3 separate regions of the Mus musculus genome follow, and regions 2 and 3 are each linked to region 1. Evidence: chromatin loops called from intact Hi-C (ENCODE). Cell type or tissue: left cerebral cortex. All regions are shown on one strand. Links, peaks and the distances in the headings refer to the core of each region. The heading gives the core; the rest is flanking DNA.

Region 1 (7,421 bases), core at 1,555-6,554:
GGGAAAGTCTGCACCTCTCTCACAGAAAAGCCTACACATTCGGTTCAGAGTGAAGCCACGGGGATGAAAAGCAGAAATGAGGATGTAAGATGTACAAAAATGCAACAGGACTTAGTGAAGAATTGCTACTTTAAGCCAAGAGAAGAAACTGTAACCCATGTCCATGGCTCCCACTACATTTGCATTTCTGCTAGGTAAAGGATTCCCTCCTCTTAGTTACTAGGAAAGCAATAACATGAATAGCTGGGGTGGGGCTTAGCTCCAATCCTAATTCTTTCATTTATCTTTCCAAGAACTGAAGAACTGTTAAGAGACAACTATTAGAAAAACACATACAAGCCAGGCAGTGGTGGCGCATGCCTTTAATCCCAGCACTTGGGAGGCAGAGGCAGGTGGATTTCTGAGTTCGAGGCCAGCCTGGTCTACAAAGTGAGTTCCAGGACAGCCAGGGCTACACAGAGAAACCCTGTCTGGAAAAACTAAAAAAAAAAAGAAAAAAAAAAAAAGAAAGAAAGAAAGAAAGAAAGAAAGAAAGAGAAAAACACATACCCTCACTAAGAATTAACCAGCTCAATTTCAGGGATCAGGCAGGCCCAAAGAATATCAAGTTAGAATGAAAATCTACGTCTTTATGGAGTTGCCAGTTTAACAACAGAAAACAAGTACGCAAGCACATTAAGACTCTAAGTTTGTTAGACAATAGGATGGAGTCTAGCAAGCTGCTTTGTACATTTCAAACAAGAGACTCTGTACACAACGGCTTACAGACTATTTGATGTGTGCCTTCACTATATGCTAAGTGTTAGGGATTAAAAGGACTTTACTACTGTTTTCAGGATGATTTCTAGTTGGGTGTGGTAGCGCTCACATAGCACTCCAATACTGAGGTGGCTGATGCAGAGACATAGAGTTTGAGGCCAGTTTGATCTACTGCTATAATTTAAATCAAATGCTCAAAATATTTAAAAAGCTATAATGATACTTGTAAAATGTTCTGTGACAAAATATGTCCTAGATTTTAAAACTTAAGTTTTGTAATTTTTTTTTTTTTTTTTTTTTTTTTTTTTGAGACAAGGCCTCATGATGTAGGTAGCCCCAGCAGGACTAGAACTCTCTAAGTAGTCCAGGCTGTCCTGGAACTCAGCGATCTCCCTCCTAAGAGCTACCATGCTCAGGGTAAGTAATGTAGATACATTATAAACTCACTGTTATCGTTTTACCCTTTCCCTTTGTGTGTGTGTACTAATTAACCTTATATACCTTAAGGGATGTATACCTACCATGGAGTTACCTCTATAGCCCTCAAGTTCTATTCTTTACAGCATTAAAGCTACCACACAGGTAAAACAGTAGTAGCATTTCTCAGCACCAATCAATCCAACTGCTGCAATGTATATAACATACATTACAATTTAGAATAGGCCACATTGTCTTAATGCTAGAATTAATTAAAAAAAATCAATATCTCATTATGTAGCTTTTGCTGGCCTGGAAATTTCTTAAGTAGACCAGATTGACCTTGAACTCACAGAAATCTGACTACCTCTGCCCTCAAGTGCTGGCATTAAAGGCTATCATACATGTTACATGTTTAACAAACACTAGAAGGATAAGCCACAAATAAAATTTTCAAATGAGGGAGTTTATTGAGATCATACCTTAGTTATACATTATGTAGAAATTTAGCCAGTGTTAAGGCCATGGCCACAAAGGTATAGCAGAATCTAACACACTACGACCTTTCTTAGAATTTATATACCAATCTAGAATAGAATGGCAAACTGTCAGTACAGTCCTAATAAGGCCGCCGCTACGTAACTATAAAACGTGAATGTGATCAAGCTGTCACTGCTAACCCAAGTCCATGGTCTTCCACTGATGGACAAAGAAGAGGGGAGCTTGTTCTTACCTCACTTCAACCACCGGTATTTTAGCAGCCTCCCCCAGCTCTAGTGACACTTTTAATTGGCAGCACAGATTCTCTGTCTTGTTCATTTCTGCCAACATTATGGGAACTCAGAATGTTCTAGACACCAAAAGGGGTTTCTCACAATTTGTATTTAAGATCTATTATTTCATACTAGGGAAGAAAGTAAACTCCAAAATAACACTGGTAAGAAAAAAACAGCAACAAGAGGAAAAATAAGACCTGTATCAGCCACACTCTCTAAAGGAAAGAGCCTGAGATTTCTGTTGGGAATGCTGGTCAAACAAAGAAAAGCTCTTTTCTTTAGAGTCACTAAGCTGGTTGAATATCTGCCTGAGGATAAATCTGTCTCCTTTAATAAAAGAAAAGCAAGAACCAGGAAATACAGAAATAGATTTGGGGGTGGGGGGAGTGTTATGTAAATACTTAAATTTATCAACACTAAAGCTTTTTAGAACAAGTGTTTAAAAACTCAAGTTTCACATGTTTTGGTCTTTTCTCATTTCCGACTTAGAGTTATAACAATAAACAATTATTCACAGATCTATAGATCTAGTAAGTATACATTAAGTAAGATTTAAGGATTTAGGAATTTAAAAACTTAAAACAAAGAATGTTTAAAAGAGTAAACAGTATATTTTATTGGTAGAAAATAGACCATGGAATACCTGGGTATAATCCTAACCCTGCAAATATGTAATGTAAATTTGGCCAAGTAATCTTTGGGCATCTAAGAATATGATACTATGAGAGAGTGTCAGAACAAAGGCTCTAATCTAGAATCCTGTGAAAAAAATTGTTACTTTGTTAATTTGATTATATACAATCTATTCTTCATGAGTTAATTCTCCTATGTTTAGTGTCTACTATTTAGTAGGTTCTGCATTAGGTACTGAAAAGGCAAGGATGAATAAGACTTTACCCCAAACATCATAATTTAGCAGTCTAGCAGGGAAGGAAAATAGTTGAACAAATAGAGCATTTCCTTTGTGATACATAAAAAAAAGAGTGAAAAATAGCTCAGAAAGCGACCGTGCCCGTGCAGAAAGTGTGGTAAATTGCTTGGAAGTAGCTTGCCAAGTCAACAGAAAGAAGAGGATAATTCTGAAGAAGAACTTAAAGGGCTTTAACAACTCAGTACTGATGGAACACAAAATAAGCCGCGATGCCAATGCAGTAAGGTTAGTGCCACTAAGATTATAGTGATCCGTATGCTGGGCTGAACAGGATGGACTTCACACTGTCTCAAAAGGGCAGAACTTCAATCCCTTTTTAATGTACTAATTTTTAGGTCGAATTCAAATATTCATTTAGTAGTAAAGCTTTTAAGTAACAGAGAAGCAATTTATTGAATTACATAATTATGCCATTTAAATAGTGTCAGGGGGCTGGAGGATGGCTCAGCATTAAGAGTACTTGCTTCTCTTAAGAAGAAATAAATAGAGTTCTCAGCACTCATCTAAGGTGAGGCTCACAACTCTAACTCCAGCCCCAGGGAAGCCCACACCCTCTTCTGGGCCTCTTAAGGCCTGTACTCCTGTGCACACGCTCAGATACAGACGCATAAATAAATAAATAAATAATCTAAACAAAAGAAAACAATCTCAACTATCTGGCAGTGTTTAGAAGATTGCAACTAGCACCTCATAACTATCTGGCGAATAAATTATGATAGTCTATCTGAACAGGATAAGCATGGCTCTTAAAAATGTATATTCCTAGACTGGCAGAAGTATAAAAGCTTTGCCGTGTCTCAGGAGGACATAACTTCCAATTCTCAAAAATAAGACATTCGTCCTAATGATGCTATCTTTCTTCTTACATTGTTATCAACGATTTTTTTCTTTCCCACTTCTTTTCTACTTGAATCTTTTGTTTATTCAAACTTACATACCCAAGCCATAACATAGTATAGCACCTTTCCCAGTGTTGTCCAAGTTTGTTGTTGTTGTTTAAGCACCACAATATGTGTCAGCTTTAAATTCCTAGCGTCTTCTCATGTTCTACTTCTTAAATACTGTCTCACAGCTGTTTCAATCGAAAACATTAGACTATCATTATCCTGCTCACTGTCGCCACCTTAAGCCACATCTTCAGCATGAAACCTAACCTACACTAGCAATGTCTTGCTCCCTATCAACTCCCACAAACCTCATAACAATAAGGGAGCATATAATTTTTAATAATACTTAAGTTCAGATGAATTCGGTGTGAAGAGTCTTGTTTCTTCTATTAAGAAGGGTCCAAGCAACACCCGGCATTGCAGACCACAGGTCACACATCAAACTAATACTTTCTGTTACCTGTCTATTCCTATGGAAGATGAAGAACGATGGATGGATAACTGGGAGGAGGGACTACTGGGGACGGAGACTTCACTTCCCATTGGGATGCTATTACCAAATAAACTAAAAGACAGTTTGGTCCTTCCAGGAGGAAAGGCAAGACGGACTTCCAAGGCTTGCTAAGGAATTCTCCAGCGCGAAGACACAGAAAGAAATCACCGTAAAGGAAGAGTCTCTCGCTCTTTTGGAACTCACCTGTCAACAGCGGTGTGGACGGCGCCATCTTGTCCCGGAAAGAGAAACCCACGCGCTGGGGTGAGAGTTCAAGAAAGGCCGAACCCGGCCTCTACACGTCTCCCCAAGCGCAAAGTCTGCGAGTCGGTGTTTCCGGCGCCGCCAGCCTCGGGGCCAATCCACGTCTGGTTCCCGAGCGCGCACGCGCAGCTCTGGCTCCTCGTTTTCCGGAGCGGGGAAGAGCCTGGCTGCGGTGGCGGCCGGCGCTCGCCCTCCCTCTCCGGAGCGGGCGGAGTCCACACTTCCGCGGGGCGGGGTCTGCCCAGTGCTGACGTTGGCAGCCGAACCCGAACTAGTTCGAGGTTGCCGGTTGCACTGTCCGGTGGTTGGACTCTTGCCTCTCGGCCCTGCGGCCCGCTCTCCCCGGCACGCCGCCCCAAAGGCTGCTCAGACCGCCGCGATCGGCGGCTGCCGGTGTTCCAGCGCTCCGCGTCCCGGCCCAGTGGCTGTAGACGGCGTAGGCACCGCGATCAGAGCCGAGCCTCCCTCCCGGTGGCCCGGGACCGGCGAGCGAGCGAGTCCGAGAGGTTCTTGGGGCAGGTGGCGCTGCGAAAATGGTCGCCAAGCAGAGGATCCGTATGGCCAACGAGAAGCACAGCAAGAACATAACTCAGCGCGGCAACGTCGCTAAGACCTCGGTAAGGGAAAGTGGGCACCCCGCTCCATGTCGTGGCCGGGAGCCGAGGCCCGCGCCCCGCGCCCGGCCGGGGCCGCGGCGAGTTCTCCCCAGACCCGCCTGACTCCGGACTCCCGCTGCGGTGGAATCTGGGGTGGGGGGAGAGATCTGTGAGTCGGCCGGCCGGCCACCTGGCCTGGGGTGCAGGCCTTGGGAGCCCGGGATCCGAGAGTGCTTTCTCTGCATTTGAAACCGGGTTTTTTCTTTTTGCAGAGAAATGCCCCCGAAGAAAAGGCGTCGGTAGGACCCTGGTTATTGGCCCTCTTCATTTTTGTTGTCTGTGGCTCTGGTAAGTGTTTGGGGGGCTCTCGCGGTTTGGAATGACGTGGATGAGTGGCGAGTCCTACCTACCCGCGTGGTTCTCAACCCACCTGCTAAGAGAATTGTTTCTAGTGAACTGGATAACTTGTACCACAGAGGGTGGTGCCCCAGAAATTTCTCTTACCTTGATTTATGCTCATTGAAGATCAAAAAGAGAGAGAGAGAGAAATTAGATCTTCCTAATGATCCCTTAGAAGAAATTAAGCACCAAATATCTCTGATTTGCATTGTAACTTTATTATCGATAGTGTTGCAAAAAACTTAGCGAACATCGTGAACATCTGGATACTAGAACAGGACTGAACGATACCAGTACCTAAGGTCTCTATGTCAAAAACTAAGTATATAAAGTAAGGGTAGTACAAAGAATTGATTTTCTGTAGAGGAAACATACCTGCTGGGATATTTAATGTATGAGACAAGTGTTTTCAGGTAAGATTAGTTATTAAGACAGCCTGGTTTTAAGATGATAGACTCTTGCCCCTGCGGATGGATGTATTACAGACTGTCCTCCTGCTCTGCCTGCTGCTTTAATAGACAAGCTGCTGTTATTGAGACAGATGCTTTTATTTGCCGCATTCTACAGTTCCTGAGATTTTCATTTAACATTTCACTTTGCCTTTTTTCTAAACTTAACAACCGGAAGCTTTCTTGATATGTGGCCAAGAGCCAACCAGTTTATGTAACACAAAAAGATTATTGAATTTCAGCTGTGTGAGAATGAAGAAATGTGCATGTGTTAGGAAACCAGGCCTTTAAGGATATGTTGGAAATAAATTAATAGTAGGAAAAACGTGTTTGTTTTGGTGCTTTCAAGTTATTGCTAAAATAATTTCACATCTGGAATATCTCTTGTACATCTTATAGGTAAAAGTCAAGGAGCTGCAATTAAGGAAATAATTTGAGTTCGATGTGAAGCTCAGCTGCAGCGTATTTACCTATCATGCATCAGGCCCTCCCCGGGTCCCATCCCCAGTACCACGAGATAATAATCACTTCAAGGCATTGAATTGTTTAATTATGATAAACCTGCTTCACTTTTTTATTAGCGTAAAGTTAGATTAGCATTTGTAACTGACTGTACGATCACGCTGGAGTCTGCAGCTGCTGTAAATAGATGACTTTTAGTTGAGAGGCCTGTTTTCTTCAACTTGTTTTAATATTTGCTCTTTCTCTTCACAGCAATTTTCCAGATTATTCAAAGTATCAGGATGGGCATGTGAAGTGACTGACCTTGAGATCTTTCCATTCTCCTGTGAATTTTAACTTGAACTCATTCCTGATGTTCGATGCCCTAGTTAAAAACCATTGAGTAAATCGGCCTGCCTCAGAATGACTTTTCATATCCGCCTTCATGTGTCATTCCAAGGTGTCTTCAAGAGTCATTCCAGGTTTGCTAGTCCATGCCACAGTGCCTTGCAAAAGCACCACATGAATAAAGCAATAAAATTTGATTATTAAGTTCCAGTAGTAGACCATACTTATTCAGTACAGAATGAGTTTTATATGGTTATTAAAACATGACTAATTAGATTAAATCTGTGTAGACAGGGTATAGATTTTGTTAACCCTAATGTGTAAATGCAATTAGCTTAAATTTTGGAATCTTATGGTTTTCTATAGCTATGCCCTTTTTACTCTTGAATTGGAAAGCACACTCCATTATAGGGACATGTAACTGTCCTATAATAAGGTGCTTTTAAATGGTCACCTACACGGCTTAGTTTTACCACAATCATTGTCACCTAAAACTTTTTAAAAGCTTCTAGGGCATATTGTAAGTAAAGATGCTTACAGCTGCATCTGTTTCTAATGATAATGTTTCTGTTACACAGCCTTGAATTTTGCATGAGTAAGTATAGTCACCTAGGGTCCCATTCGAGCCTGGATTGAACATTTTCTAACTTAATCAAAGTGA
Region 2 (7,421 bases), core at 1,447-6,446, 170 kb before region 1:
TTTTTACAGTATGAGATTCCCGGGAAAATTCTAACTTCTTGGAGGCCATGCTCTCATAGCCAACAGGAGAGACACAAACTCAAATATCTCTATTCCTGCCGGGCCAGTTACAGGCTTGCTCTGAGAATTTAAGGCAAGAATCACTCAGTACATCCCCAGCTTTAAGAGTACAGGGAGTCATGAGGACCGCAGAGTTGGCTCAGTGATTTAAGTGATTTAAGAGTCCTGGCTGCTCTTGGGGGGGGGGGGGGGCTGGGTTTTGTTTCCAGCACCCACGTTGGTTACTCACAAACCTCTGTAACCCCAGTTGCAGGGCCTCTGTACCCTCCTCTTCTGGCATCAGGCATACACATGCAGGGAAAACACCTATAAAAATAAAACAAGTGTGTTTGTTATGATTAAAAACAAACAAAATAAGAGCACAGAGCAGGAGCTGGGTAGAGAGAACCATCTGCTTGACAGGCCATCGAAAATTCAGTGGGCGAGAGGAGTTTAACCTCTCATCCAGATGAAGAAAATGAGTCGTGAATCCAGAGATTGCAAAAGGGAGGGCTCACCCCCTCTCCCTGAAGCCCAGAAGTCACCCATTAAGCCTAGGCCCAGGAACGACCACGTTCCCCAGGGCAAATAAATCTCAAACAAGTCAGTTCTGCACACAGCACCCATCTGCACACTCACTGAGCAGCAGCTCGAAGCTAAATGTTCTCCACGGAAATGAGGAGTTCAGACTCACAAAGCAGAAAGGCTCCCTCTCTCATCCAAGCCCCTTAGGGAGGAGAAATGTGGCTGGAAAGTCCAGTCTAACAGCATGGGAGGTTAGTGATGTGCCAGCAGGCCTGTCCTCTTCTCCACTGTCAGCAACTGCCCCGACACCTCTCATTTGCTTTGTTTCTAACTACCCTGGCCGATTTAATCAGGAGTACCAAGCTTTAGAAGGAAGCGATTCTCTACACCAGGTGAGTCATCTGCCAGGGTAAGAGTTGTAGCTTTAGTAACCAAATTCACTTAGTGAAGAATTATTTTTCCTGGGTTTTTTGTTTGCTTTTGTTTTAGGGTCTTTTCTTTTTCTTTTCTTTTCTTTTCTTTTCTTTTCTTTTCTTTTTCAGCAGCCTCTGAAACCATACTTCATTTTGAAATATCAGAACCTGCTAGAACTTGTCAGTATGGCCAAAGCAAAGACCCCACTTCTGCAGCAAACATTCTCAAACTCTGGAAATGGGGAGTCTCTGACAGAGGACAGAGGTCAGAGAGACAAGGGAATGCAGTCTGTCATAAATTCCAACTGCTAGGGTTCTAACTTGAATATATATATATATATTCTCTCCAATAAAGGTGAGACCGTGGGTGCTTTTATTTCCTACCATTTTTTGTGTGTGCCCAACAGAGGTGAACAATGAATAAACAGAATACTTTCCTGTTCAGACCAGCTAAGAATGAATGACGACTGCCTACACAGGGCAGCACTTCATTATGGTCTCTGGAGCTGATTTCTTTTTATGGTGAGTGAGCTAATCACCTCATCTTAGCAAAGTAGGAGTCAGATAAGATACGAGCTCTGGAGCAGGTTCCAGCCATCTTGGCTCTGTGAATCTGAGCAAACCAAACTCCCTATGCCTCTGTTTCCTCGACTATAACCATAGTATCCACCCTATGACGTGCCTGGAAATCTAAAAACCCATTTTACCCATATAGTGGGTGCTCAATAAATACTATTTTATAGTCCCCATAGCACCAATCTAGAAGTTCAAGTTCAGTATATTACAGGGCTTTAAAAAAAAAAAAAAAGGCCACAGTGAGCTGGTCAGTGGTGGCACACCCCTTTCATCCCAGCACTTGGGAGGCAGAGGCAGGCAGATTTCTGAGTTCGAGGCCAGCCTGGTCTACTGAGTGAGTTCTTGGACAGCCAGGGCTACACAGAGAAACCCTGTCTTGAAAAAACAAAAACAAAACCCAAGGTGAATCGGAGGCAGATGCCTTATTCCTTTGTTAGCTGTCCATATACTAGTTTCATACATAGCTAGTGTATGTAACACTCCCACTACACACACCAAGTGCCAGTCCATCTGTAATACATCCTCTGTGTGCATCCACTTTTCACAGTCTTTCCACCCCCCAAACCCCCACTGTATTCTTTTCCCTTTTCGAATTACTAGGAATTGAACCTAAGACCTTGCATAAGCCAGACAAACACCATGCCACTAAGCTACACCCCTAGCCTTTCTTTTCAACTGTAGACAGTATCACTAAGTTGTTCATGCCGGCCTTGAAGTCACTTTGTAACTCAGGTAGCCTTTGAGTTTAGCATCCTTCTCACTCAGCACCCCTAAGGAGCTGAGTTTATAGGCCTGCAGTCTGGACATTTCCCAAACCTCGGAGATCCTTTGCCCTGCCTGAGCGGTTTACCACTCCTGCTTCTGTCCTAGAATTTAAATGAGTAAGAACTCTTCTCAGGACAGTGGCTGGCATACACAAAGGGAATATTTGCAGGGTGATTAGGTGGCATGTATCACTAAGTTTTTCTCTACAACTTTAGATAACCCAGTTACTCATGAAGTCTTTCTAGATTACAAAATTTAACTTTGTTTTTTTTTCTTTGAGCAGATTCTATTCATTGACTCTAATAATAAATATTCACTGTTATTTTTAAACTACGGCTATCATTTACAAGGTGGCTATGATGGATGAGGTTCTACAAGAATGGCACAGAGAAACTCAAATTGTTTAAATTCACTTTTACAGAGTAGGAGACTGGAGCCAGGAAGGTGGCTCAGGAGGGTAGTGGTGCCTGCATCAAGCCTGCCAACTTGAGAAAGTCGACTCCCACAAACCTGTCCTCTGACCTCCACGTGTGCACACAAGACAGTCACAAACTAAGTCAGGATATTAAAAAGAATTTCGCTCGAAGTCACAGGGCACTATTTTACCCTATCCTGACTAATCTCTGTTTTCCTACAAAGAGTATCAATACTAGCTTTTTCCAATTCCAGTGTCATCAGTTCAGGCATAAAACGCTTGCCATAGCAATTGTGTGCAGGGTATGTCCATTATACGGTTCACTCCAAACTCTCAGGCGCTCTCTAATTCTGGGGTTCTGAATGGTGAAGAGTACCTGGAAATAAGTTTTACTGAGACTAGGGGAACCCTCGGAGAGTTCTCTTATTGCTAGACCGGAAGGTAGGCTGTAGATGTCCCCTGTCCCACCCCCACCACACTTAAGGTTTATTTTTATTTATGGGCATGTGTGTATATAATGTGTACTGGTACCAAATGGTATCAGATCCCCTGGAGCTGGGGTTACAGGCAGTTGTGGGTGCTGGGGACCAAAGTCTGGTCCTCTAAGAGTAGTATGTTGAGGCGTCCCTCCAGCTCCCGTGGGTGCCTTTTACACCTCTAAGATGGGGATCTTAGAGACTTTCCATATGTCGGGTGTACAAAGACAACTCAGGAAGAATCCAGCACCAATCCTGTCAAGCTGAGGGTTGGTAAGGGGTAGGTTGACCTCACCCATTTCCTTCTTCCCAAAGCCCCAGGTAAGTAAGCTAAAAGCCTAAGGTTTGGACCAGGACTAGACGTTAAGGACTCAGGCACCAGAGGGTCTCCTGTCATTTGGGGCCTCACAAACCCAACCCACGTGTATGGTATTCCTTGGAGGTTTTAATTCTCCATCGAGTCAGAGTTGTCAAAGAGGTTCAGGTTCTCTCAATCAGAGGCGGCCAATTCCAAGAAGCTTTCGCCAGTGGGCTTTCGAAGGAAAACCTAGCGTTAAGGTCCCAACCACTGAAGAGCCCACCCTCGTACCTAACTGCCGGGCCACACCCGAGGCCTTCGCGCGGCTCCCGCCCGACTCCGGGTCCCGCCCCCGCGTGTCAAGCTACCGGCCGAGTAGCCTGATCGCCAGCTGCTCCAGCGCGTCAATGGCTAAAAGAAACGTGGGATTCCGAGCCCCGCCCCCCGCCCCGCCCAGCCCCGCCCCGCCCCCGGCGCACTCGCGCGCCCTCCACGCCCACGCCGGGCCAGCAGTTGCCCTTCTAGCTGGAGTCGGTGCGGGTCGGCGTAGGTCCCCTGGGAAGGGTCGGGAGACTCGGGCTACGTCCTTTCCCTGGGCTGCCGGCTTCCACTGTCGCAGAGAAGCGACCCCACGCGGCGGCGATCGACTCATTCAAGGGCTCCCAGCGAGGAAACCGCTCGGGCGCTGCCAGCTGGGTCGGGCGGAGCTGCGCGGGCCGCAGGGTGGCTCTGCCAGTCCCTGAGTGCCGGGTCGGCCGCACACGTGTCTTAGCGTCACGTCCGCGCGCGCCCCCGGGGCTTGCGTCAGCTGCCGCTCCTGAAGCGAGTGGGCCAGGGCTCTGCGCACCAGAACGCCGCCGGAGGAGGGCACCGCACGGCCGCGAGCCCCGAGAGCGACGACCATCCGGGTGCCGCCGAGAGGATCGGCGCGGTCCGGTCCCCGCCCTCCCGGTGCCGGTCGGGTCCGCGCTGGGTCCCCCGGGCTGGGCGCCGTGGCGTTGCCCCGGAGCCCGCCACCCGCGGGGCGCGCACCGCCTTAACCCGGGCGGCCCCGCGGCAGGCAGACGCCCGCAGGTCCATGGTGGGCTCGGAGCGCGATGAGCCGCCCGTCCTCCACCGGCCCCAGCGCTAACAAACCCTGCAGCAAGCAGCCGCCGCCGCCTCAGACCCCGCACGCCCCGTCCCCGGCTGCGCCCCCGGCCGCCGCCACCATCTCGGCAGCGGGCCCCGGCTCGTCCGCGGTGCCCGCCGCGGCAGCGGTGATCTCAGGCCCCGGAGCCGGCGGCGGGGCCGACCCGGTGTCCCCGCAGCACCACGAGCTGACCTCGCTCTTCGAGTGCCCGGTCTGCTTTGACTATGTCCTGCCCCCCATTCTGCAGTGCCAGGCCGGGCACCTGGTGTGTAACCAATGCCGCCAGAAGTTAAGCTGCTGCCCGACGTGCAGGGGCGCCCTAACGCCCAGCATCAGGAACCTGGCTATGGAGAAGGTCGCCTCGGCAGTTCTGTTTCCCTGTAAGGTAAGTCCAGCCACCATCCGCAGATCTGCCAAGGAACCTTCCAGAGTTCCGGTGCCCTCCAGCGCACTTGAAGGCCCTAAGAGGCGAATGGCATTTCACTGTTTCCATCTGTCTGTCTGTCTTTCTCCTCTCCTCTCTCTCTCTCTCTCTCTCTCTCTCTCTCTCTGTCTGTCTCTCTCTCTCTCCTCCCTCTCTCTCTCTCTCTCTCTCTCTCTCTCTCTCTCTCTCTCTCTCTCTCTCTCTCTCTCTCTCTCTCTCTCTCTGGCGCACTCTCTCTGTCTCCGGTGTGTACGTGTGTGTACCTTGTCTATTGTTTCCAGGCCAACCTGTCCATTTTGGGAACTAGCAACTAGGGTTGACGTTTGCCGGAGCACTGACTGTAGATAAGTTGGCACTTGATGACGGTTTAGAAGCATCCCAGCTCTCCCAGCCAAGTGCCGCCGCGTCCACCGCAGGGGTGTGCTCTATAAAGCCTGGGCAGCTTAATGTGAACAGGGAAGCTGGCAGTGGAGATTGTGGAGGAAGGAAGCGGACGGTTTCCAGCGCTGAGCTTGGCGAGAACGGTCCTGGATTCCTCCTGGACCCAGTGCCCAAGATCTGGAGCACTTGAGAGAGCGCTTTGTAAGGGGAAGCGGATACTGCCTGCTTAGCACGGGAGCCCAGAAAACCCAGCAAGCCACGCCTTCTCTCAGCTTCCCAGACTTGCGGAGGACTCAGAAGTTGTAGCTGCTGTTTGGTTTTTGTTTTGGTTTGTTTGTTTGACTAACTGCGATGAACTCGAGTCCACAAGGACTCAACGCAGACACTTAAGAGCGTTATTAGTTCTCTCTCCAGTGACAGCATTTTATTTAGTTGCCTGTGCTGGGGGGTGGGGTGGGGTGGGCAAACCACAAGTCAAAGTCCGAGCTCTCATTCCCATGGCTCCAATGGTTTGTTTAGGACCTGTGTTTACATCCTCACGGCTAAATTAATGGAATCATGCATGTCTATATCTGAAAGCTTCTTTTTTTTAATACTCACAGAGATAGTGTTTTTTTTTTCCTCTGCCAACCAGGTTTACTAATAATATCCTCACCTGAAACTTGACTTGATCTCCTGTATTTTAAATGACTGATAGCATTACATTGTGTGGTTCTGCTATAACATCCTGTTGCCAACACTGAAACCCTTACAAAACTCCCCACAGTCTCATTTATATGCCTCTTTCTAACCTAGACCTCTGTCAAGGAGTTCATTTTCTGAACTTATAGGTGGGAATAATGTTAATATTTCTGAGATTTTTTTTAATGAAAGTAATTGTTCTACCTGAGACTGTTTTGTCTTGCCTATCTCCTTAGTGATTAATTTTTAGGGCAAGAGCTGTTTTAAATTAAAAATAGCTCACTGGAAATTTTCGTTTTAGGCTTCATAGTCAAGTCAGTAAAATGAGTGAGTTACTTTGGCCTTCTGCCCAGCTACAAACCCAATTAAAATAGCTTATTCAAATAAGGGTTTAGGCTATAGGGTCAGCTTATTAACTTGCTTGCCTTTAGCCCCACCCCAGGTCCTGCTTACTAATTCACTCAACTCAGGTGCTGCATCTGGGCAATTCGGATAAAATAGTTTCATGCCGCCCCCTTTTATTGGAAGCAGATTTTCCCCCTCCTATAATACAACCTGATTATAATTTCCCCTCCCTCTGCTCCTCCCAGTTCCTTCCCACCTCCCCTTGCATTCTGATCCCCCTTTCTGTCTCTCATTAGAAAAGAATAAGCTTCTAAGGAATGGTAACGATAAGGAAAGGAGCCAGAGAAGGCACAGCCAGAGACCCACTTGTTCTCCCATTCTGGAAGCCGTAATATACACCCAGAGGACCCTGTGCATGCTGTGTGTCAGCATCTGTCCTCCATCACTGTGCCTCGCTCAGGATAAACTCTTTCTAATTCTATTTACCTGCAAATGGCATTCTTCTTAATGACTGAGTAATACTCACTGTGTAAACCGTTCCACACGTTCTCTATCCATTCTTCTTTAGGGAGACATCTAGGAATTATGAACATGTCTGAACGAGTGTCACTGCGGTAGGAGGAAGCACCCTTTGGATATGTGCCCAAGAGTGGTAGAGCTGAGTCTTGAGGTAGATCCCCATCTTCCTGAGGAACCACCACACTGATTACCACTGCGGCTGTGTGAATTCACACTCCTCCCAACAGTGCATGGGTGCTCCTCTTATTCCACATCCTCACCGGCATGAGGCTGTCTCTTGTGTTACTGAACTCAGCCATTCTGACAGGCAGAAAATAGAATCTCAAAGTCATTTTGATTTATATTCCCCTGATGGCTAAGGATGCCAAACATTTCTTAAGGTGTTTCTCTGCCACTTTACGTTTCCCCCGTTGAGAATTCTCTGTTTAGATC
Region 3 (7,421 bases), core at 1,182-6,181, 260 kb before region 1:
AGAGGTGGGTTAGAGCACACAGCGGCACAAGGAGGCAGGGCTGTTACTTACTTATAAACAAGGAGGTAGGGTTTTGGTTATACAGCTGGTCAAGGAGACAGATTTAGCCAATCAAGGTAGGGGCAGACTCTGGAGAAGAGCTTTCCTCAGGCCATAAATATCTGGGCAGAAAAACTAGAACAGACATTTTCTGCCCTATTGACATTTGCCCAGCCACCAAAGAAAGACCTCACCATCCCTCCGAACCTCAGCCTAAGTGGGGTAAAGGCTTTGCCATTTTCCCGTGACCATGCCGACATCAACAGCACATTGACTCGGGACTTCCAACCTTTCCCGCAAGCTGTCCGTTTTCTGGACTACTGGTTTACCTTTAAAGTTGTGTTTTGAAGGAAATGACTATTATTTTCTCCCATCAGCTCCTCAAACACAGGAAAGGCTATTTGCACGGAGTTGAATATATTACTCTGTCTGAATAGTGACCTAAGCTGACTGCACCTTTAAGTGCAGACGGGAAGATGAGAAGATAGAGGTATTTATTTTTTGAAATATCAACTTTGCTCTGTCTAGTTTTGCATCACTTTGACACAAGTTTGACACAAGCTGGAGTCACTTGGGAAGAGGGATTCTTAATTAAGAAAATGTCTCTCTAGGCTTCCCTGTACACAGCTTATTAGTGCATTCTCTTCATTATTGATTGATGTGGGATGGCCCAGCCCATTGTGGGTGGTGCAGTCCCTGGACAGGTAGTCCTGAGTGCTATTTGAAAGCTGGCTGAACAAGCCATGGGGAGCAAGCCAGTACGCATCACTCCTCCGTAGCCTCTGCATGGGCTCCTGCTTCCTTCCAGGCTGCTGCTCCAGTTACTGCTTGGACTTCTTGATGATAGATTTCAAGCTGTGAATTAAAATAAACCCTTTCATCCTCAGGTTGCTTTTGGTCATGATGTTTTATCACAGCTCTATAAACCCTAAGACAAACCTAGACTAGTATGTCACTCAGAATAATAGTACACTATCAGAGGAGAAACATGGAAACAATTCTTTAAGTTTAAGCTTACTGATGTCACTAGACCAGATAGTACTAGGCAAGGGGCAGGCAGGTGTGGGGTTCCTCATCTTTCAGAAACAGCCCAAAGCAACTGGATGAGACTTGCATTGCCCTGTCCAGATCATAGAACTTTTAGTCACACCTGGACCTAACCTTACCTTGAACATAAATAAGAAACAATAAGTATATATTATCAACTGTCATAATTACTATGAGACATTACCATTCATTCATTCATTCATTCATTCAATTTTTCTAGTCTCCGTGTCATTTTTGACCAAAATATCTGAAAACAGCTTAAGGAATTCTTTTTTTTTTTTTTTTTTTTTTTTTTTTTTTTTTTTTTTTTTTGCTCATTGTCTCATAGGTTTCCAGCACGGTAAGGAAGCTAAAGCCGAACAGAGAAGTTCATATCAAGATGGACAGGATATTAGAAGGGGTCAGGGAAGTACACAGCTTCAAGGATACATGGTCAGTGATCTTCCTCCACCTTGATGCAATTTCCCAGTTTCCAGAACCTCCCCCAAATAGCGCCCCCAACTGGGGGTCAAGTGTATAATATGGATCTATAGGGGCCATTTCCTTCCGTGTACCAGCCGCCTCCTACGTCTCGTGGGGTTTATGCTTTCCTGAAACGATGGCATGAGTCGAAAACCCACCACACTGATTCGAAACTGAAAACTGAGGTTAGTGTTTAGAAGGGAGGGAGTGTGGTATGCCAATCTTATTTTAAAAACTGGGATAAGGCATCTCCTAAGAAGTCAGCTTAGGCTGAGCAGAGGTAACTGGGTGACGAGCTGGATGACGAACGAGTGGGTATGACGCTCTGTGGAGGGTTTGCCAGAACAAAGGAGAAGCCAACAGGACCGATGTGCAGAGAACAAGGTGCAGAGAGGGTGAGAAACAGCTGGACTGGCAGGCAAGGCACCACATGGCATTCTACACTAGGGGGCGCGAGGATCTAGAAGGATTTTAATAGGCCTGGCAGGATTTGCATTTTGAACAAATGCCTTGGTGTGAAAACAGACTGGCAAGAGCCCAGAGTGCGTGCAGAGACTAGCTGGATGGTTGTCAGGACTGTGTGGCTGAGGATGATATGAGCAGATTGAGGGCAGTTACCGGAGACTGACTTTGTTCCCTCGCTAAAAAGAGGGAGGAAAAGGTAGGTATGTAGAGAGCAGAGGGGAGAGGGAGACTCTCTTCCCACTGGCTAGAGTTAGTTTGGACTTCACAGGGCCTGAACCAATGCTGAGGGACATGATAAAAATCAAAGGAACTTGCATGATGTAAGACCTCTAAGGGACCTCTCAGAGGACAAACAGACCTTATATAAAATATAGGCATTTCCAGCATGGTAATTGTTTAAGTTTACATTTGTAAATATTCTGGTCTGACATTCTTTGGGAAAGAGGAAAGGGAGAGAGGGAAAGACAAGGGAGAGAAAAAGAGAGCGAGGAGAGAGAGGGAGAGAGGAGGAGGAGAGAAAAAAGGAACTTAGAGAGGAGAAAGGGGAGGCTGATTTTACGTGGGGGGAAAGGCTTCCCAAAAACCCACAGGAGTCAGTCTGAGCAGCAGAACACAAGCACTAGTGAAAGAGAAGTCACGGTGGAAACAAACAGCCCAGACCCTAGAGGAGGTCAGAAAAGCCCAAGTGCAGCAGTGGTACACTTCTAGGTGTTTCCATCTGGCTTGCTACTAGTCTGTGTGTCCATCCGGGGTGTGGGTCAGTGGTGGAACATTTGTCTCACATCGCATTCCATCCCTACCACTCAAGGGAAAAAAAAAAGCCCGACTTCAGGAGAATAAATGAAAAAACAGATTGCAGAAATGCATCCTGTCGCACATCCCTAAGGCACCATTAGTGGTCACCAGACACAATCTAAATAACAGGTAGTTTTAGTAAGTGATTGTGTTAAAAATCAGAGAGGACCAGGTTTAGATTCAACCCATTATTTTCAGATTATCGAGTTCCAATTACTTTAGTAACTTACTTATTTATGAGGCATAGGGTCTTATGGATCCCATCCAGGCTGGCCTTGAACTCTCTGTAGCTGAGGCTGGCCTTGAGGTTCTGCTCCTCGTGCCTTTGCCTCCTGACTGTGGGGATTACAGACAAGTACCACCAAGCCTGGTTTATAGAGTTGGAGATTTGACCCGGTGTTTCATGGATGCTAAGCGAGCACTCTGCCAACTGAGACATACCCTCATCTCTACAGTTTAATCATATTTAAAATATTCATCTCATATATCTTTCCAAAAAAGGACTTGGGGTGGATGGTATATGCTAAACTTCCACAAAACTTTGTGTCATTTTCTTTCCTTCGGTAACTGAACGACGAAGAAAGTGTTTTCAGTGCTGTCCACAAGGTGGTGCTATGAGAGTGGTATTTTCAATCGGATTATCAAGTATAATTATCTAGGTAAAGGTGAGCAAGTTACACACACACAGACATACACACACACTAAATGCATTTTTAAAATACAATAAACCCATGCAATAGAATATTTTCTGAAATAAAAAGGAATAACATATGTAGATGACCACATTGTAGTTGGCTATCCCATAGATGACCTTGAAAAAGTATGCCAAGTGAAAGACCACACATCATACAAGCTAGTATATATTAAATTACTATAACAGACAAAGGTAGAGGATAAACAATGATTGGCTGTTTCCTAAGGTTGGAGAAAGGGCAGAAATGTGGTGTGGGGGGAGGATTGGAACTGGTTATGGTCTCTTTGGGAGTTGATCATGACATTCTAAAACTGGGCTGAGACTCAAACCCTGCAAGCATTCCCTGCTACACAAGCCACCCTTGCCAGGGAACCAGGTAGATTGCAGATCTTCTCTCCCTCAGGCCCTCCATGCCCAGTCCCAGCGCTGCAACCCTCCACCTGCTGCAGCCTTCCCTCTCCTTCTACCTGCCCACAGCTCTTGTGGATCCCACAGACCCTCCCCTTTCACCTCTGTTGGCAGTTAGTCTAGGCTCCGCCCCACAGTTACCTGGCAACAGCCCGGTGTACCTGACTTACTATATAAAGGGCTGCTTGCCCACTCCTCTCTCTCTTGCTCTCTTGCTCCTACTCCTTTCTCTTCTCCTCTTGCTCCTGCTCCTTACACTCTCTCCCCATCCCCCCACCTTTCTCCACGTGCTTTCCACATGCTCATAGCCTGCCTCTACTCCCTTTCTCTCTGCCCTTTTCTGTCTCTACTACCCACTCAACTCCCCTCCCCATGCTCAGAATAAACTCTATTCCATACTATGCCATCCTGTGGCTGGTCTCTCAGGGGGGACGGGAAGCCTCGGCGTGGGCCCACGGAGGCATTTCCTGGCATCTCCTTTCCCCCACACCATACTGAGCCTCCACCAAACATATTCCTTCTTTCTCTTTCTTTTTATAAAACACAACAACCTCCCTGCCAAACTCATTGCTTTATTCTAGCCCCTAGTGCCAGCAGCCTCACCACCTCCAGCTAGCCCAAAGGCAAGTCCTGTCAGGAGAACAGGTAGCCAATCTGCAATCTTCACCTTTCCTACCTCTCCTCCAGTCTCTAACCCCACAGTCTCACACCCTGCTGTGGTCTCCCTTTACCCTCTGAACCCATCCCAAGGAGATCACAAAGATCTTCTCCTCCCATGTTCCCAGCCTCCAATGCTAGCAGCCATTCCTGAGCACATGCCTGCTGAGCAGGTCAAGGATACAGATTCAATCCACTAGTCTCAACACCAGCATGGGAACAGAACTTCTCTTCACTGTCTATCCCCTTTGCAAGGAGATCAAATAAATAGATCCTGATTGAACACTTCACTCTCCCTCCCTCTGTAAACCTTTCTGGAGCCTAGTCCCATAAGTGTCATCTCCTAATACCCTAAAGCACATGTGACCTGAAACTTCCACAACTATTAGGTCCATAGAAAATGTCCTACAAGGCAATACGCAGCCACCACATTCTCTTAAAATCCAGAGAGGAAACAGAAACCAAGGAACAAAGCATCTATGAAACAAAGGCAAAACCAGAAATCACCTAGACCTGTAATCATACACATCCCAGATGCTCAGATGCCACTGTAAAAACACAATAATACTAGGAGCAATATGTCTTCCAGTAGAGCCCAACACTGCTACCACAGCCAGCCCAGGATATTCCAATATACCTGACAAACAGAAAAAGACTGAAAACAGCCTGTATGTAGATGATAGGATCCCTTAAAGGAGAAATGAATAGAGCAATCCAAAAAAAAATCAAACAAAACAAAAAACAGTAGGAAGAAATGAATAAGCCCTTTAAATAAGTCCAAGAAAACAAACATAAAAAGCAAATAAAACTATTCAAGACCAGAAAATAAAAGTGCAATCAATAAGAAACCCCTAACTGAGGAATTCTAGAAATGAGAAATTTAGGAATTCAAACAGGAATCTGCCAAGGCCTGTTTCACCAACAAAACACAAGAGATGGAAGAGAGAATCTCAGTCGTTGAGGGTACATAGAATAAACAAAGAAAAATGCTACATCTAAAAACTTTCTGATACAAAATATCCTAGAAATCTGAGACACTATGAAAAGACCAACTTTAAAAATAATAGGAATAGAGGGAGGAGAAGAAGAAGGAGGAGGAGAAGGAGGAGAAGGAGGAGGAGAAATACAAGTCAAAAGCACAGAAAAATATTTTCAACAAAATCATAGAAGAAAGGAGATAAAAGTACAAGAATATAAAACATGGAATAGATTAGATCAGAAAAGAAAGTCCCCTTGCCACATAATAATCAAAATGCTAAACCTACCAAGCAAAAGAAGGAAAAGTAAACACTGAGAGGAAAAAAAAAAAAAAAAAAAAACCAAGTAACAAATAAAGTCCGACTTATTAGCATTACACTTGACTTCTCAATGGAGACTCTAAAAGCCAGAAGGGCCTGAAGAGATGTGCTGCAGACTCTGAGACCATAGATACCAGCCCAGATACCTATACCCATCAAAACTTTCAGTCACCATAGAGAGAGAAAATAAAACACTCTATGATAAATCCAGACTTACGCAACATTTACAAATCCAGCCCTATAAGAATTTCTTGAAGGAAAACTCCAGTCTAAAGAGGTTAACTACAACCATGAAAACACAGGGAATAAATAACCTCAGACCAGCAAAGTCAAAAGAAGGAAAACACATACACACAGTCAACACCACCAACAAAATAACAGGAATCAACAATCATTGGCCATTGAGACCACCAGCGGTCTGGTCTCAATTTCCCAATAAAAAGACAGAGACTAACAGAATGGATACAAAAACAGTAGCTATCCTTCTGCTGCATCCAAAAACCACACGTCCACATCAAAAAATAGACAGTATCTCAGGTTAAAGGGTTGGAAAGATATTCCAAGCAAATGGGCCTAAAAAGAAAGCTAGTGTGGCCATTTTAATATCTAACAAAATAGACTTTAAACTCAAACTAATCAGAAGAGATAGGAAAGGCCACTACATATTCATCAAAGCAAAAGTCCACTAAGAAGATATTGCAATTCATAATATCTTTGTCCCAAGTACAAAGGCACCCAAGTTTGTCAAAGAAACACTACAGTAGCTTAAATTACATTTTGACACTGGACACCGATAGTGGGAGACTTCAAAACCCCAATCTCACCAATAGACAGGTCATAGAGACAAAAAATAAACAGAGAAATGTTAGAGCTTACAGATGTTATGAACCAAATGGACCTAACAGATATTTGGAGAATATTTCACCCAAGTACAAAATACACCTTCTTCTCTGAATCTCATGAGATATTTTTCCCCTAAAAATTGACCACATACTCAGATCTAAAGCAAGCTCCAACAGATACAAGAAAATTGAAATAACACCATGCACCTATCAGACCACCACAGATTAAATCTTGATATCAGTAACAACAGAAACAGCAGAAAACTTACAAAACTCATGGAAACTGAACAATTTTCTACTGAATGAAAAATGGGTCAAGAAAGGAATTAAAGACTTTCCAGAATTGAATGAAAATGAATGCACAACATACCCAAACTTATCAGACACAATTAAGGCTGCTCTAAGATGCAAGTTCACAGCACTAAGTGCCTACATAAAGAAAATGGAGTGATCTCATACCAGCAACTTAACAGCACACCTAAAGGCTCTAGAATTTAAAGAAGAAATCACACCCAAAAGAAGTAGATGCAAAGAAATAATCAAGCCTAGGGCTGAAATCAATAAAGTGAAAACAAAGAGAACATTACAAAGAATCAATGGAACAAAGACTTGATTCTTTTAGGAAATCAATAAGATTGACAAGCCCTTATCTAAATTAACTACAATGTGGTGAGAAAATATTCAAATTAACAAAATCAGGAATGAAAAGGGGAA

Evidence for each region. A loop is a pair of places that touch in the nucleus more often than their neighbours do. Peaks named below come from ENCODE experiments on the same cell type or tissue, not always from the same donor. Only the 100,000 strongest peaks of a DNase experiment are listed, where the experiment ranks them.
Region 2: a loop joins it to region 1, with 5 times the contacts of the local background. A loop is called at or near these places in 9 of 42 quality-filtered maps.
Region 3: a loop joins it to region 1, with 2.6 times the contacts of the local background. A loop is called at or near these places in 13 of 42 quality-filtered maps.

The regions. Positions count from the first base shown.
Region 1 is chr3:58,523,133-58,530,553 of GRCm38, reverse strand. Serp1 (stress-associated endoplasmic reticulum protein 1) reads left to right here and starts at 4,670. Exons shown (of 3, transcript NM_030685.3): 1 at 4,670-5,144; 2 at 5,396-5,471; 3 at 6,686-7,421. The coding sequence starts at 5,061. The coding sequence ends at 6,726. It overlaps Eif2a (eukaryotic translation initiation factor 2A), which reads right to left and starts at 4,733. Exons shown (of 14, transcript NM_001005509.2): 1 at 4,468-4,733. The coding sequence starts at 4,495. In left cerebral cortex, for the core only: a CTCF peak has its summit at 3,996; DNase peaks (open chromatin) are centred at 4,630, 5,504 and 6,072; H3K4me3 peaks cover 2,703 bases; H3K27ac peaks cover 1,275 bases.
Region 2 is chr3:58,688,999-58,696,419 of GRCm38, reverse strand. It overlaps Siah2 (siah E3 ubiquitin protein ligase 2), which reads left to right and starts at 4,032. Exons shown (of 2, transcript NM_009174.3): 1 at 4,032-5,024. The coding sequence starts at 4,605. 4930593A02Rik (RIKEN cDNA 4930593A02 gene) reads right to left here and starts at 3,831. Exons shown (of 9, transcript NR_045167.1): 1 at 3,799-3,831; 2 at 294-366. In left cerebral cortex, for the core only: CTCF peaks have their summits at 4,168 and 4,933; DNase peaks (open chromatin) are centred at 3,454, 4,246, 4,962, 5,549 and 2 more places; H3K4me3 peaks cover 3,087 bases; H3K27ac peaks cover 2,268 bases.
Region 3 is chr3:58,780,644-58,788,064 of GRCm38, reverse strand. The region is part of intron 8 of 4930593A02Rik (RIKEN cDNA 4930593A02 gene); the gene reads right to left. Among named protein-coding and RNA genes, the nearest start is that of Gm40059, 41 kb to the left of the region's middle. In left cerebral cortex, for the core only: CTCF peaks have their summits at 1,998 (motif pointing right) and 3,404 (motif pointing right); DNase peaks (open chromatin) are centred at 2,046, 3,427 and 4,268.